3 separate regions of the Homo sapiens genome follow, and all the other regions are linked to region 1. Evidence: chromatin contacts called from ENCODE Hi-C or POLR2A ChIA-PET data. All regions are on one chromosome and are shown on one strand. Each heading gives the region's core, a stretch centred on a gene start or an enhancer-like site at or near the end of the contact. The rest is flanking DNA. Distances are from core to core; before and after follow the strand shown. Region 1 overlaps RUNX1 (RUNX family transcription factor 1). Region 2 overlaps RUNX1 (RUNX family transcription factor 1). Region 3 has its middle 160 kb from the start of RUNX1.

Region 1 (3,137 bases), core at 301-2,800:
ATGCAACTGGACCCACGGGTTGGAGAGAGCCTGATGCTCCCTTTGACTTTTCTCCCTCAACATCTTGCTCTGGGTGAGATCATTAATCTATTATTTTTACATTAGTGACTCCCAAATTCATGTCTCCAGCCCAGAACTATTTCCTTGGAATTCTAGACTGACATTTCTGGAGAACCTTGAGAGCTCTTGTTGTGTACTTCATGGAATCCTCAAAACCAATATATCCCAAACTAATCACTTGAATGGATTCCCCAGCTCACTAGAGATAGGCAGTAAGGCTCTTTCTCCCTCCATCTGTCTCTTAGAGACTATCTCATAGTTTTCAGTCCTGCATGCTTATATGGACAAAGGGAGGAGGCAGATGTAGGAATCTTTTATTCAGGCCCCTCACATCTCTAAAAGATAGTCCCACTTTGGTGCCTGTGATGTTATATTGTAGTGGTTGGTGTATTTGATTGTCTCCCTTGCTACATAGTTATCATGCCAAGGACAAATTTTTGTCTGTGAATGGAGAAGAACGAGGGAAGCTCAAATCCCTGCAACGTACTGGCTTCCTGACCTGGATTGGACAAGTCACATAATCTTTCCAGGACTAATCCAGTGTCATCATGTGTGGGAAATTTTTGTATGTGAATTTTATGATACTATACATATATAAGTGATTTTTAAGAGGCCATTTATTTTCTCTTACAGTTTTCCAAACTTTGCATGTATTGATATAATAAATGTTTTATCACTGATCCAATCCATTCTTCATGCATTCATCATTACAATCCTCCTATAAATCTGCTTGTAAATCCCAAGTACTAGTTTAATTTACCAAGAGAACAACACAAACCTCCCTCCATGTCATAGAAAACTCAGTTTGGAGACACTTTATATTAAACCTTATTCCCAAATGTCATCACCACCCAGGGCAAATGGCTCATCTGACACTGTTAGCTTCTAAGGAACATTTTAATCCTTTCTACTATTGCCAGCATAGCACATGAATGACACCAAATCCACTACAAGTCTCCAGGGAGAAATGCATCGCTGATATGATGGCTTTATCTACATTTACACATTGAGGGGAAAATTGAGCTTGTTTTCATACTTCCACAAGTGCACTCTTCTAGCCCACTTTGCCTTTATTATCTCAATATTTCTGATGAATCGGAATTTTGGCCTGGATTATCCAAAGAATTGTTTCAGATCTCTTTGCCTCCACACGTAGATGGAGCTTTAGGCTATGCTCCTCCCACCCCTTCATAAATTCATGGCTTTTCAAAAATTTTCTTCTCTGTTTTCGTAAAAGCCAAGTGCAAAGAGAGAAACTAACTGATTGTACTTCTTCTTGATATGCCTGATAGTTTTCTGTCATCTTAATCATCACACGAGCAAGACTACTCAACACCCAGGCCTTCTGAGATCCGAACAATAAGTAACCACCAGTCACCTCCACACAGGCTGGCCAGGGGTGCTCATGGGGCAGAGTCCATATTAGCTGAAGACTTGCCTGTCCTCTGCCAGGGAACTCTACGGAAACGAGGGCAAGCTTTGCATGAAACCCCATTTGCAAACCGAAACCGTGAAAAAAAAAAAAAGGTGGTTCAGTGTGGTTTTTACTCAAAACCAGGTGAAGCTTTGTGGTTCAGCCAAGTTTTGACTTGAAGCCGGAGAGAGCTCACTGTGTTTGGCTGGACCTTGTTTTACATTTCATGTTCCATTTGGTTCTGTTTCCCAAACCTGAAACTGAGGGTTCAGATGAGGGGCACAAAATGAATAAAATGAAGTTGACATGAAATGTGGTGTAGATGAAGACAGCACCAGCTTTGTGATGCCAACTCCTGCTCCTGCTCTCTGCCGGCACTCCTTCTAGAAACGGCCTTCCCCACACTAAGTAGTTCCCTGGGACTTTTCTTTAAGGAACAGAATGATTAACACTATACAAAAATAGCAAAGGCTATTTTGCTCTTGTTTATTTTAACAGATCCATTAACAAATCTGTTTTTGTGAGTCAGCCATTGAGACTTTTGAGGAAAACATTTTAAGTAACAGACTGTGACGTTATAATGGCATGAATTTATTTAATATGTTTTAAATATCTACTATGTGCTAGAAATTTTAACTTATTAAGTTCTCACCGTATTTTATAGATGTGGAAACTAGGCTCAGAGTGATTGGATAAATTGCCCATATGCTAAAAGAGAAGGCAAGCAAGTGTAATACTAGGCAGAGCCAGCTAGATGTGGAAACTAGGCTCAGAGTGATTGGATAAATTGCCCATATGCTAAAAGAGAAGGCAAGCAAGTGTAATACTAGGCAGAGCCAGCTAGTAAGTGGTGGAGGAAAAGACTTCCCCCTGGATCTTTTCCCTAGCTATTTTCATTAGACCTCAATACCTACAAATCAGACCGAAGTTCTGCCCTCCGGGATATTATGAAGATACATATTTGGCTTCATAAAGAAGCTCTGCTCTGCTTCTATGGATTTAACCAACTGTGGATCTCTCTACGTATAGATCTGTATATATGGATGGTTGTCTGTATTGAACATGCGCAGACTTTTTTCCTGTCATTCTTCCCTAAACAATACAGTATAACAACTATTTGCATAGCATTTACATTATGTTAGGTATTATAAGTAATCTAGGGTTGATTTAAAGTATACAGGAGGATGTGCACATGTTATATGCAAATACTACACCATTTTAGAAAAGAGACTTGAGCATCTGAAGATGTTGTTATTCCAGAGGGGTCCTGAAACCAATACCCCCATGGATACTGGGGGGTGACTGTACTTAAAACAATAGTGTGTGGTGGAAAGTGCTAAACTTCCTAAAAGTTGTCCAAATGGTGAGCTGTGTGGGTTTAGAAGAGGGGAGAGAAGGCTTCTAGCTAGGGAAGGAGGGGTGGAGAGGGTAGCAATTGCAAAAATCTTTGTAAAAACAGTGACATTTGTGACACAGAAGAGCAGTTGGGTGTGTAGCTCTTGGGGGGCGGAAATAGTTTTGGAGGGGAGACAGGGTGGCTGAAAACAGAGAAGAGAGAGGATTATTTGTTGAAGTGAAGAGTTTATAAAGGAGAGTTAAGGAAAGTAATTTTGGAAAGATGGATTGAGACTAAATTATGGAAGGTCTTGGTTTCACGGCCAGT
Region 2 (3,401 bases), core at 242-2,741, 130 kb before region 1:
GACACATATATTAAGACATGCACAGACACACATACACATACAGACACAAACCAGGACAGACACATATATACAGACGCACACACACATATACATATATCACACAGGGACACACATGCATATACACACAGGCAGATATACAGACATGGGGACACATATATACAAACATACACACATACTGACATACACACATATACACATACATACATATACATCCATCACACATCCATACATCCACTCACACACACACACCGTTCTGTGATCGCCCTCAGGACATGGGCCAAGACAAGTGTAGCAAGCAACAGTCAATGGACAGGAAAGGCTGGCCAACGCCAAGGCAAGATCAACAACCAATACAACTTCAAGCCAGAGACGCACACAGGCCTGCCCCTCCCCAGCCCCCCTGCACCATGCGCCCAAGACTCACGGGACAAAAACCCAAACAAAACTCTGCTCCCTGAGTCCAGGGCTCATTGCCACGAGCAGTGGAGTTTTTCGCCCACTCACATGAGACTCGGGCCTCTCCTAAAAGCAGAGCACTCAAAATCTAAATCTGCCATCCCCGGTCGCCAGGGCTCACTGTCCATTTCTGTCTGGTGACTAAGGAGGTAACTTGAGCTCAGGGCAGAGAAGCCACCTGCTGGCTTTTGCTCTTGACCAGAGGTAGCCCTCTGTGGGGGAAGTGGAGGCAGTTTCTTAAGAAGGGTGCAGACAGCTCCCAAATTCAAGGTTTTTCTTCTTCTACCAGCCTATAATCCCAAATATTAGCAACCCTCCCTAGGTTAAGGTCTTATCTCAAGGAAACCCCCAGTTACAGCGTAACTGAAAAGTAACCAGAGAGTGGTAACCACCAGTGACATGGATTTGTTGATCAGAGTAGCTCCTGCCCAGGGACAGACTCTAAAGAGAAGGCGACTTGCAGAAGAGAAAGAAAGTATTGGTGGCGGGTGGCGCACTATGGAGATATGAGCACTGACTCACAGAACGCTGCCTGGAGCTTCTGACATGGCTTTGGAGTTCAGGCATCAGCAGGGCTAGTCCTGGGGTAGACAGGCAAGACCTGGGGGCCAGGAGAAGAAGATCCAGGAGGCGCACACACACTGCTTGCGTGAGCATGTTACCAGCACTGAGGCTCTCCACACTGGCCTCCTAACCTCCCTGCAGGAATCTCAGTTCCCCTCCCGCAGCAGCAGATCTCATACATAATGGGCAGAGACACTGAGCATGTTTGGACAGGACCGAGGTAAAGGCAGGGCCCTTCCAAGGTTGGGTGATGCCTCCATAAATGCTGGACAAATAAATGAATGAGTGAGTGAGTGAATGAATGAATGAGTGAGCCCCTTTCCTGGACTAGATTTATTCTGGAATGCTCATCCAGCAGTGTGGAGGATGATCTCTCCTCCTCTGTACTTCTAAAAAGAGGGAAGGAAATTCCCTCCTATTTCTAAAAGCCCTGCCCCCTGGGCCTCGGGGACTTTCCCAACAGCAGGGGAACAGCATCTGACTCTGACGCTCTCTCCTGTCACAGACGCCAACTGAGGTTCTAGGCTGGCCTTGCAAAGCCCTTGGACAGATGGCTGAGCAGGTCCTGGCTGGTACAGAAGGACAGGGTACCCTGGCCACTCACAGCTCCTGAGTACTCACTAGTACAAAAGCCAACCGCAGCAAGTTGTTTTGAACAGAACGTTGACCCTCCCTCACAAATAAGGCTTCCGGTTGTTTGTGTCATGACAGCCTCATTCAGGCATCAGGCTCACTTCTATGCACTGTTGTCCACGTGCCAGAAGCAGCCACCTGCTGAGAAGGGCATCTGTGAGGAGGGAGACCTCTTCTAAAGTTACCTGAATGGGCAAGTGGCTGTTTGCCTAGACTCCCACAGAGCACAGCATGGTGATGAAGATGCTGGTCCCACTGTCTGCCAGGTAACATTGGGAGGGAAAGTTCTGTTTATTCCAAGACACTAGTGCCTCCTATTCACCTTGGTGACCACATTTGAGCCAGTTAGGAAATGAAGGAAGGGAAGGTTCCATCCTTGCCAGGGATGGAGACAGGGATGGAGGGCAAGGATGGACGCCCAGGACAGCCTTCTGTCCGGCAACATTCCCCCTCCTCAATCCTTTCCCGATTCGAAAGGTACACAACTTCCCCCTGGCCTGTCTACCTTGAGTCTCTGCCTATGGCTGCCTGGCCTGGTGAGACCAGCCTCCCAGCTCCTCTGTGTTACGCAGGCAATAGGAGAGCTGCCTTTTCAACAACTGTTTTGAACTTTCCTCTCCTTTTAACTCCTTCAACAGTCCCTCTTCTGTGTGAACACTCTGGTGTGTGAAAGCAAGACCTCAGCTCAGGGAGACAGCCCTCATAAACTGCCGCAGATTACCCTGTCTTTTCCCAGCCGGAGGGGGACCCCGCCCCACTCCCTTCCCAGTCTCTTCCCCACCCCCAACTTTTTTTTTTAACCACTTCTGCTTCCTTCATTTTCTCAGCAGCTGCAGCGGAGAGATATAGTAAAGCTACTGTATAGGATTTTGAAAGCAGGGCCTCCAAGAGCTTTCCAAACTCCACACAAGCCAGTTATTCTCTGCCTTGTTTTCTTTGGCTTCAGGTTAGTAACACAGAATGAGTCAAACAGTATTAACTTTCAATAGGGAAGTGGTGTGGTCAACCAAAGCTGTTTGCGGCTAGATTATGAAGATAGGTAGGGCAGGTAATGCAGAATAGCCCATAATACTGTGAGGAGGCAGAGGAGGGAGGCGGCCCCACTCAGAAACACTCCAACAATTAAGTCAACAGAACTCACACCATCTTTTTTTAGTTGGCTGAGGAATTAACACCAAGGTCTCTGACCAGCCAGCTTTGGGAAGTTGGCCATAATGGGGCTTGGACAATTGAGTACTTTGTGGGTTTAAGGATGTCTTTTTTTTTTTTTTTTTTTTTCAAATGTTGCCAAAGTCATGGGAACTCTAGTTAGGAAGATTTCCCCTACTTAGAGCATGTCACTCTGGCGTGGACCTTCATTCATCTCTTTCCCCGGCCTGGGGTTGATCCATTCTCCCTTCTTCCCCCTTCTCCTGCCCTGCCCCCACCTTCTCAGTCACAATCTTTGTCTTCCCAGTTTGGCAGGACATCCCAGGGGCCCCTGGGCTTTCCTTCCTGAGGTTAGAAGATGGTGCTTTGAAAGAACAATTGCTCCTACAACCATCAAATCAAACTTTTAGAAGCTGATAAAGACCTTAAAAATCATTCAATCTCCTCTTCTTTCTCCTTCTGTAGATGAGGAATCTGAGGGTCTAAGAGGAGACATGAGCTGCTGAGATTGACTGAGCTAGCAGGGCCAGACATAGACTCCACGGGCAGGCCCGCAGTCTTTCCACCAGGTCAGGCCACTCCCTCGCCCAGGGCTCAAG
Region 3 (3,433 bases), core at 464-2,963, 230 kb after region 1:
ACTCAGGAGAATCGTTCTGTTGTTTTCGATGTTTAAGAAAATGTATGTCTAAGATGAGAGTATCAGATCATGTATATCATGTCCTGTTCCATATGTGGCCAGAGCGTCCCAGCAGTTCTTGGCTCGGCCACTTTGCAGATGATGATCAGCAGGACGTTTCATATTGACTCACAGACTTTCCTCTAATAGAGCATCTCCAAGTGATGATAATTAAGTTTAATTTTAGATCGTGTGTGCTGGACCTGGGAATGTTTTTAAAGTGGTAGCAAGCTCCATTGACTTTGGCAGTTGAGTTTTGAAAGGAAGGTCTTATGTCTTAGACTACCTCCATACTGTTCAGTCCCTTTATACTCCAGAAAATTATGAATTTGGAATCAACTGGGGAGAAATCCTTCGTCAGACTACTGTGCAAACGGTAGACACTCCTGCCCTTGACTGTCAGCCTCGCAGATGGAAACGTGGCCACCCTTCTTCATATTCAAGGCTCTCTGACTAGAAAGTCAGAAAGTGGCTACAGCCCTTCCAGCCAAGCTAGAGGAGTGGAAAAGTAAAGTCTAGAGGGCTTGAGCTTGTCAGGAACCACGGTTAGAACAATTCCTAGATTCTCTATGCAGCTTACCAGTGACGGTCTTCTATGACCTCATAACAGATTGGCAAAATTACATTAGGTGACTCAACCATTTCTGGGTACTGGTATTGAGTAGCGGTATAAAGACGAAATGATTGTATCAGGGAATAATTACTACCTAGAACGTGTTCAACTCTCTATATGTGCAGCAGACATGTGGTCAAATGAGCTGACTTGTTCTGGGTCATCAGATTTAAAAACTACAGGATACCCACTTAAATATAAATTTTAGATAAACATGAATACATTTTTAGCATACATGTACTCCATGTAATATTTTATCATTCATTGTTTACCTGAACATTAAACAAAATTAGTTGCTTCTCCGAAATTTCAATTTAACTGGACATCTGTATTTTAAATGGCAAGCTTCTAAGATGCACGAGCTTTTCTGAGCTACTATTTTATCAAAACACATTCTGAATGTTTTCCTGCAAGAACTGGGGAATCTAGAGAAAATGCATCAAAAATAATTTAACATTAGCAAGAAAACGGCCACTTTGGAAGGGCTTGTCTCAGTCACTGACACATACTGTAAACCTGTACCCCCGGAAAACCAGCAGGAGAGAAAAGTAAAAGCAACATGATGGTTGAGTGGATCCTATTGTGACCTAACACTTCCACCCAGACAGAATCCGAGTTCCCTGCCCGTAATTTTGAGCTTCAGGTTCCAGTTTCCTCTTTTTCTTTACTAGGTTTCGCTGCCTCCTGTAGGGGGAAATAAGGGAAAAGAGATAACGAAAGAAAGAAAGAAAAAAAAAAGGGCCGGCAATTTCATGTACATTTGTTTTGGCATTCGCTGAATTCTAGAGATGAAAACAATCTCCTGCTTTTAATTCAGTCCACGTGCAACAAAGTTGTACGTTGGGAGATCTGGCTTTTAATAAGAACGATTAACAAGCGTTTTTGATCACAGGAAGTTGAGAAGAGTCGCTGCTTCTAAGAATACAATAAACATTGACTAGCAGTTAGACGGTCCATCTTTCTCTATCAGCCGTTTAGCAGCCTCTACTTTGATTTGGGGCAAATGCGAGATGGGACCAGGAGAGAGCTCCCCACACCCCCACCACCACGTGGGCAGTGGTTCTGTTCCAGAGCGCCTTCCTTCCTGTCCAGGGAGGCAGGCTGCTGAGGCCGTTTCTGGGCAAGAGGCCATTGTCGGGATATTTGCTTTAGATAGCTTGCAGCTGGGCTGAGTGGGTGTTTCATTCAGACTCAACACAGGCAGCTCCCACCGTCTCTACTGTTTCAGGCTAGTGGAAGCTAGGGGCCTTTTGATTTATAAAGAGCTCTCTGTGCCTCCAGTTACATTTTAGGAAGCAAAGCCGTGATAAATGAAGCTCTGGCTGCTGATCTCCTGGATACACACACACACACACACACACACACACACACACACACACACACACGGCCTACACACCTTTTCCCCTGTAGCACAGAGGCTTTCACCACCAGGAGATTTAACCCTGGCCTAGGGTAGCCACGTGGGCATCCGTGTTCATCCGACATCCTCTTACATCAGAGCTTGCCCTGAATAGGGCAAAATCAAAGTGTGGAGCTTGTTGGTTTTTTATGTGGTATAGATATTCTTATATTTATCACATTTCCAATTTGAGGTCATCGACCACCATGGAAGGAACTGTGCTGGCATTTCTGGGCAAAGCCTAAAGTTGATTCTTCTTTTCCTACAGACAATTGTTTTCATGTGTGCTGGGAATGAATGCATTCTGAGGATGAGGGGTGGGGAATTCTACACGCAGGGAACTCAGGAGTCTTATTTTCTTTATTTTCTTATCCTGAGCTACAAATGACTGCTTAATTGGGAGAGACTACAATTACAAGAGTTCACTGAGGGAAGCATGAAAACAAAGTGAACCAGAAAAATAGAAACCCAGACTTCTCAGTTCCTGTTTATCCTATTTTTAATCTCCACATCTCAGTTGCTCTCTTTCTTGCTTCTTTTGCCTTGCTGGAATTCATACACACACCTGGCTTTCCATTTGCCTTGGGGACAGTGAGGAGGTGGAGCCCAAGAGTGGGAGGGCCCTGCTGCCTGCCGGTGGGGAGAGCTGGTGTCCGCTGGAAGAGGCAGACCTACAGAAAGCTCGGCCGTGTCTAACTCAAAGGTGTTGGCAGCACATGAATGATGACTTCTCCTCTCTTAACTGCCTGGGCTAGGAGACTTTCGCATGTCCGGACAAGTGGGAAGAAGGAAGGTCGGGGTGGAGGTGACCATGAGATTGTGGACGAATGTTCAGACTGACCAAGGCCTGAAGAGGTCTGAACGCCTGTGTTCTTCAGCCCTCCTCCCCCTCCTCTCTCTGTGTCTCTGACTCTCTTCTCTCCCCTCCCCTCCCTCTGTCTCCTTCCTTCCTTCCTTTCTTTCCTTCCTTCCTCCCTCCTCCTCCTTCCTTCCTTCCCTCTTTCCCTTTCTCCCTCCCTCCTTCCTTCCTTCCTTCCCCTCCCTTCCTCCTTCCCTCCCTTCCTTCCTTCTGTCCTTCTTTCCTTCCTTCCTTCCACACATGTTTAGGAAATGCCTGCCACCAGCAGTCTCCACATTAGGTTCCAACTATACCAAAGGAATCTGTGCCTTCCAAAACCTTCCCAGGGACAGAAACCACTCACAAGGGATGCCTCTGCCATTTCACCATGCGGGTGCCCACACCACCACAACACACTTCAATTTGTGAAAACACTTTTTCTTCCCTATCAGAGTGAAATAGTGCATACCCTTGTGTGGCTCTGCAACTGAAAGAGACAAAAGGGAATCACACCGGGAAAATCACACATTCTGGAATAAAGAGG

What was found. A loop is a pair of places that touch in the nucleus more often than their neighbours do. ChIA-PET counts read pairs that join two places held with the same protein, here RNA polymerase II (POLR2A). Pooled maps may share reads with other maps.
Region 2: a loop to region 1 is called in a pooled map, with 5 times the contacts of the local background. The contact joins two enhancer-like sites. A Hi-C loop is called at or near these places in 5 of 37 single-sample maps with no recorded cell type and 5 of 50 pooled maps. POLR2A ChIA-PET finds 5 or more read pairs at or near these places in 2 of 52 experiments (PC-9 and activated CD8-positive, alpha-beta T cell).
Region 3: a loop to region 1 is called in a pooled map, with 2.5 times the contacts of the local background. The contact joins two enhancer-like sites. A Hi-C loop is called at or near these places in 1 of 168 maps with a recorded cell type or tissue (cardiac septum), 4 of 37 single-sample maps with no recorded cell type and 4 of 50 pooled maps. POLR2A ChIA-PET finds 5 or more read pairs at or near these places in 2 of 52 experiments (T-cell and activated naive CD4-positive, alpha-beta T cell).

The regions. Positions count from the first base shown.
Region 1 is chr21:34,972,826-34,975,962 of GRCh38, forward strand. All of the region lies in intron 2 of RUNX1 (RUNX family transcription factor 1), which reads right to left. Among named protein-coding and RNA genes, the nearest start is that of RUNX1-IT1, 65 kb to the right of the region's middle. RefSeq lists a silencer at 1,347-1,641 and enhancers at 1,485-1,534, 1,665-1,754. Within about 2 kb of position 1,551, at least 2 of the 41 ENCODE cell types and tissues checked have a DNase peak (open chromatin) inside an H3K27ac peak, as active enhancers do.
Region 2 is chr21:34,843,285-34,846,685 of GRCh38, forward strand. All of the region lies in intron 6 of RUNX1 (RUNX family transcription factor 1), which reads right to left. The region is part of intron 1 of RUNX1-AS1 (RUNX1 antisense RNA 1); the gene reads left to right. Among named protein-coding and RNA genes, the nearest start is that of RUNX1-AS1, 8.7 kb to the left of the region's middle. Within about 2 kb of position 1,492, at least 20 of the 41 ENCODE cell types and tissues checked have a DNase peak (open chromatin) inside an H3K27ac peak, as active enhancers do.
Region 3 is chr21:35,203,683-35,207,115 of GRCh38, forward strand. No RefSeq gene overlaps it. Among named protein-coding and RNA genes, the nearest start is that of RUNX1, 160 kb to the left of the region's middle. Within about 2 kb of position 1,714, at least 30 of the 41 ENCODE cell types and tissues checked have a DNase peak (open chromatin) inside an H3K27ac peak, as active enhancers do.